Linked DNA regions of Homo sapiens: region 2 is linked to region 1. Evidence: chromatin contacts called from ENCODE Hi-C or POLR2A ChIA-PET data. All regions are on one chromosome and are shown on one strand. The core of a region is the stretch at or near the end of the contact, and the rest is flanking DNA. Distances in the headings are between cores, read along the strand shown.

Region 1 (2,700 bases), core at 168-2,667:
ATAACATGTTTAAGTATTTATAAATGCAAGAGGCATAGAAAAGCTGCTCAAGGAAAGCTGGCTGAATGTGAAAGAAATAAAATGCCTTAATGGTTCTAAGGCCTTCTAGTCATCTAACACCTCTAAAAGCTCAGGTCCTATTCTCAGGATGAGCATTCTAACAGGCAAAGTTTCTATGTCTTTCCATGGCTGGTCAATTCTGGAACTAACCGGTACTCTCTATTTTGGGTATTATGAATTGGATCTCCCTCTTCTTTTGAAAGTGAACTAAAATAATGTTCCCACTCAGTTACATTTGCTGGGAGGTTATTATCTGTTCTAGCATACTCAGGGCCAAACTAAACAAACAAATCTAAAATGGAGTGAAGGGATAACACTAGGACCTTTTTAGATATGCATGGGAAAATCTGCCTCCCATTTAAATGGTCTTCAATCTACTCTACTACTCTTAGTACCCAAACAACTCTATCCATTTTGTTTCACTTTTCCATCTTGTGTTTTCTTTTAAAAGCTACATTTAATTAATGAACATATATTACTAATATTATTCACTTCTCACCCAGTAGCACTGTCTACAGAAGTGAATAATGGCCTTCAGGTACATCAGCATTTTCTGCTCTCTGTAACTTCACTGCTCCTTAAATCAAACAAACAAACATAGTTGCTTCCCCAGAATAGCATAGATTAGGCTCTCAAGCCTTGCCCTTCTCACAATACACCCTACCTTGTTGACATGCTATCTTTGTGCTGCTTTTGTTCCTGTTTATCGCTCAGAAAAGTACTTGTTTATAGAATCCGTTCAATGCCCTATTCATCCCTAGAAGTTAAGTGTGTTGAAATTAAAAGGCTCTGCTTGAATTTGATAAGTTAAATGACAGAGGACAGAAGGTTTAAACAGCTTTATCTTAGGCTCCTATAAAAAGGCCCTAAAATGCAAACATTGTCTCTGACATTCTTCCTGCTTCTACTGAAAATAGATGGCAAGCTTGAACTTCACTGAAACAGCTGTTTCTGTTAGGATCAGCGTCTCTGACAAATAAAACCACACAGAATGGGGTGGCCCTGAAACAGAAGGCTCCCTGGCCTAATCTCATAGATGCTTCTCTTGGAGACCTTCCATCCACACAACGTAGGGGAAGGGCGAGAAGGGATGGCTTCCCCTCCAGACTGAACCATTATTTCTCTTGCTATACCTGTCTCCCTTAGTGGTCACAGCAATTGAGCATATACATTTTCATATCACAAACTATTTTCACAACACTAGAAGAGAATCTTGAGTTCAAAATAATCAGTTTAAGAAACACATAGGAGATTCATATTATTTGGTTAGCTTAACCTACTTCCAAATCAATCATTCTATTCCAAATCCTCCTGACTGAGTCACCAGCACCCTTTGATAAACAACTTATTGCTTTGCTGCTGGTTACTCTTCCTACTGCTATGCAAGGTCTGAGTCATGTACCTCAGCAATCTTGACCTTTGAAAAAGAGGAGGCTTTTCTGTCTGGGCCACAATTATCATGTTTATTTCAAGTAGCAACTAATCTCTTGTGTTGAGCTCTTACTCGCCAGGGTCCATGAACTCTGCACCCAGAAATTCTCCATACCAGGGTACAAAGCACCTACATGGTTCTCTTGAGCTTCCATTCTTATAATGTCTCCATCACTCTCTTCCTTCTTAGGCCCTCAAACTCAACCCTACCAAGCTGACTCTGAATCTCCCCACTGTGTTCTATTTTATTCTTTAAAAGAATCCAAATAAACTCTGACATTTCTCCCTCACATTCTCACCTTTCCTACTTCACCCTTTTGAACTCATAGGTTCTCCAAAACTCCTCTGCTTTCCTAACTTTGGTCCCCATCATCAGTCCTCCTGAGTAGTGGGAATCCCAAACTTAAGCTTACTGGTGTTTTCTTCCTGAAGCCTCAGCATTCCCCAAACTCCAGGTTTATAAGCTGTCAAATCCACCTGAGCTCCTTCTGCAGTCCTGCTCACTCTTCAAGGATCCATGTAGGGTGGGGTCCTGATAAGAAAGACAAGTCACTACAGTCTGTCTTTACAGTACAATTGTAGGCCTAAAGGGCTCTGTAACATGTACTATTGGTGGAGACTGTTACCATGGATGCAAAGTCAAATCTTAAACACCTTCACCGCTTATGCTTGTAAAATGGACTACAGGCTAGTTTTTTGCCACCCAAGCAAGGCAACTTTAGTTAACAAATATGCACCTGGAACCTAAACCAAGTACCACATATTTCTGTCACGTAAGAGGACTGAATATCATAAACACAGCCTTAGGTCAGGAGGGCTGTGGAGTAGAGTCAGCCTGACTTTAGCGAATTGCAATCTCCCCACTCTGGGCCCCTTTCTTCTTTGTGCCCTTCCCTGATGCCTATCACATAACCCATTCCTATTCACAACTAAATTATAGTAATAACATCTTAAAATACGATTTTTATGCCAACTGTGGGATTCAAGGTGGCAGAAATGACAATTTGGAGAGGGAAGCTAACAGCTCAGCCTCATCTGGTGTCCCTGATGAGACAGCAAGGGCATTCACGAAAGGGGAGCCTCCTATACCCTTCCACTTCACTCCAGCCACTGAGAAGGAGACCTCATCATTCCACCTTCTCTTGTTTAGACTTAGACCTACTAAAAGAAACATATCCCCATTCTTTGCAAAAGTGTTAGGACATGAGA
Region 2 (2,700 bases), core at 72-2,571, 84 kb after region 1:
TTATGTACTAAATTTAAAAAACTATAACTTGTAATACTATATTATAAGGATAATGTCATTGGTAAGGAATCCTAAGTAGACTATTACTTTTTTAATTTCTCAGATATCCATAAGTTCTGCTTGGGGGAACTGGTTTGAACTAGATACAAAGAAATTAGCCATATAACAGTTTATCTCTTTGGCAACCCCATTTTCCTAGTACTTCAAAATGACTCCTGCTTCAGAAATGAACACATATTCAAAGCCAGTGTACAAACTTAATGGTCATCCGGTAATATTGCAAAATATCATCTGACCTGCCCAAATACATATTTTTAGACAGTTCTATAAATGGCTCCTTCCCACGGGATACATATTTCTGTTCCATTTTTTGTGAATGAATATTCCCTGCTCCCACACCCTTCTTTACAGGAAGAGGAAGAAACACTGGAATTACTAAATGGAGCATGACTCTTTTTCCAGACAACAGGCCCAACCATGAGAATTAGAACGTCACTTGGCAGCTGGATCCCTTTTCTGTCCTCAGAGACGATGACACCTCAGGAAAGTGCTTACCTCCACATACTTCCTGAAGCCTTAAAAGGTCAAGAGTACTTATTGAGACACATTTTATTTTCCGCTGTCCAATCTAAAGGCATCACAATGTTTTTCAGAGAGATTTTAATTCTACAAAATGATTCAGTAAAAGACTGGATCTAAAATTTGTCATGTTAAAAACTACTAAAATCAGGTCATGGTACAATAATTTCCTACAGCTTATAATAATTATCATGAAAGTATAAGTCCTGCATTTCTGTTTCTTAAACTATAACGTTTTAAAAATTATTTAATATTGTTTTATCCTAATCATATTCAGATCAAACAAAGGTATAGTTGTTTTTTAACTGGCAAAAATGCAGGAAAAATGTGTAAACTTTTAAACAACCAATATTCAGAGTGAACTTTTAGAAAATGTTAAATTTATCCCTCAAGTAAACTGTTTGTTATTTGCTTATATTCCTTTAGAAATCCACCAGGAAACTCTGTCCATTACTCTGACATGATTGTACCATTAGGACCTCTCCTGGTAATTCTGTTTACCTCGTTTTTCATACTAAAAGCCAAATACTCATTAATAACTCTTCATCAAAGAAGACAGTCATTGTGGAGCACAGAAATTAAATAGGCATCCTAAAGATATTGGGATTCACTTGGAAGGAAAAATATAGAAAGCAAATTCGTGGTTGGTAAATATTGAGAGGCTTTTAACGACTAAGGTCTCATGTACTTCAATGCTAAAAAGCAGAAGCAAGCTGCTGGAAAGCTGGCTGCTGCAAAAATTTTTGAGCTCTTATCACATGACATTCTGAAAGCCTTTGGAAACATTAAAACATAAAAGTCACCACACTACTTCCTTCTGAGAGTTTCTAAATGCCACTGAGAGTTTCTAAAATGCCCTGATACCCTACAGCTCTTCACTCTTGGAATAAAGGATCCAGGATGTTTTAAACGTTACCTGGTTACATTGGCAACAATTATCCTGAGTCTTAAAATACTCCTTACATCAAAACTCACTTCTTAGATTCTATCATGTTCAAAACAAAATATTATAAAATGCATAGAAACTGATTGGATCCTGACAAATAATTATAGTTGGGTGTTTTTTTAATTAAAACTCTGATAATATTTAATTCATTCTTCTTATTTTTATAACTTTTGACATGTATGGATTAATTTTCAGATGTTTTTCCATTTTAAAGCAATAAATAAAATATAATCTAAGAGCTCATTTTTGGAGATATGTGTTATACAAAAGGTAATTTCTATTTTTTATGCAACACAGCATTTTAATTATTTAAAATATTGTAAGTCTGTTGGTAATGAATGGTGCTGTTGTCATTGATACTAGAGACAGTCTTGGAATGTGTGAAACTGGAATTGAAAGTTTAGATAGACTCACATCAGCTACTAAATTTAAGTAATAGATTTTTGTTTTTTTTTGTTTTTTTTTTTTTCTTTTTTTTGAGAAGGAGTCTAGTTCTGTTGCCCAGGCTGGAGTGCAGTGGCACGATCTCGGCTCACTATAACTTCAGCCTCCCAGATTCAAGCTATGCTCCTGCCTTAGCCTCCTGAGTAGCTGGGATTACAGGTACCCGCCACCATGCCCAGCTAATTTTTGTATTTTTCATAGAGATGGGGTTTCTCTGTGTTGGCCAGGCTGGTCTCGAACTCCTGACCTCTTGATCCGCCCTCCTTGGCCTCCCAAAGTGCTGGGATTACAGGCATGAGCCACCGCGCCGGGACTTCGTTGATTTTTTTGTCTGTTAACAACATCACTCAAACAAAGTACATAATTTGTCTTTTTTTCTTATGTAATATTCTATCTTTATTTTTCTTTTTAATTTTTGTGGGTACATAGTAAGGTGTATATATTTATGGGGTACATGGGATGTTTTGATACAGGCATGCAATGTGAAGCACTTCATAGAAAATGGGATATCTATCCCCTCAAGCATTTATCCTTTCAGTTACGAACAATCCAATTATACTCTTTAAGTCATTTTTAAATGTACAGTTAAGTTATTATTCACTGTAGTAACCCTATTATGCTATCAAATTGTACGGCTTACTCATTCTTTCTAACTATGTTTTTGTACCCGTTAACCATCCCCACCTCCCTCCCCAAACCCTGCCCACTACACTTTCCAGCTTCCGGTAAAC

Evidence for each region. Hi-C counts contacts between places; a loop is a spot of excess contacts on that map. ChIA-PET counts read pairs that join two places held with the same protein, here RNA polymerase II (POLR2A). Pooled maps may share reads with other maps.
Region 2: a map of cardiac septum shows a loop between it and region 1 (2.9-fold over the local background). The contact joins two enhancer-like sites. A Hi-C loop is called at or near these places in 1 of 168 maps with a recorded cell type or tissue (cardiac septum) and 5 of 50 pooled maps. POLR2A ChIA-PET finds 5 or more read pairs at or near these places in 2 of 52 experiments (GM12878 and activated CD4-positive, alpha-beta T cell).

What each region holds. Positions count from the first base shown.
Region 1 is chr3:105,822,219-105,824,918 of GRCh38, forward strand. All of the region lies in intron 3 of CBLB (Cbl proto-oncogene B), which reads right to left. Among named protein-coding and RNA genes, the nearest start is that of CBLB, 45 kb to the right of the region's middle. Within about 2 kb of position 1,418, at least 7 of the 41 ENCODE cell types and tissues checked have a DNase peak (open chromatin) inside an H3K27ac peak, as active enhancers do.
Region 2 is chr3:105,906,649-105,909,348 of GRCh38, forward strand. No RefSeq gene overlaps it. Among named protein-coding and RNA genes, the nearest start is that of CBLB, 39 kb to the left of the region's middle. Within about 2 kb of position 1,322, at least 9 of the 41 ENCODE cell types and tissues checked have a DNase peak (open chromatin) inside an H3K27ac peak, as active enhancers do.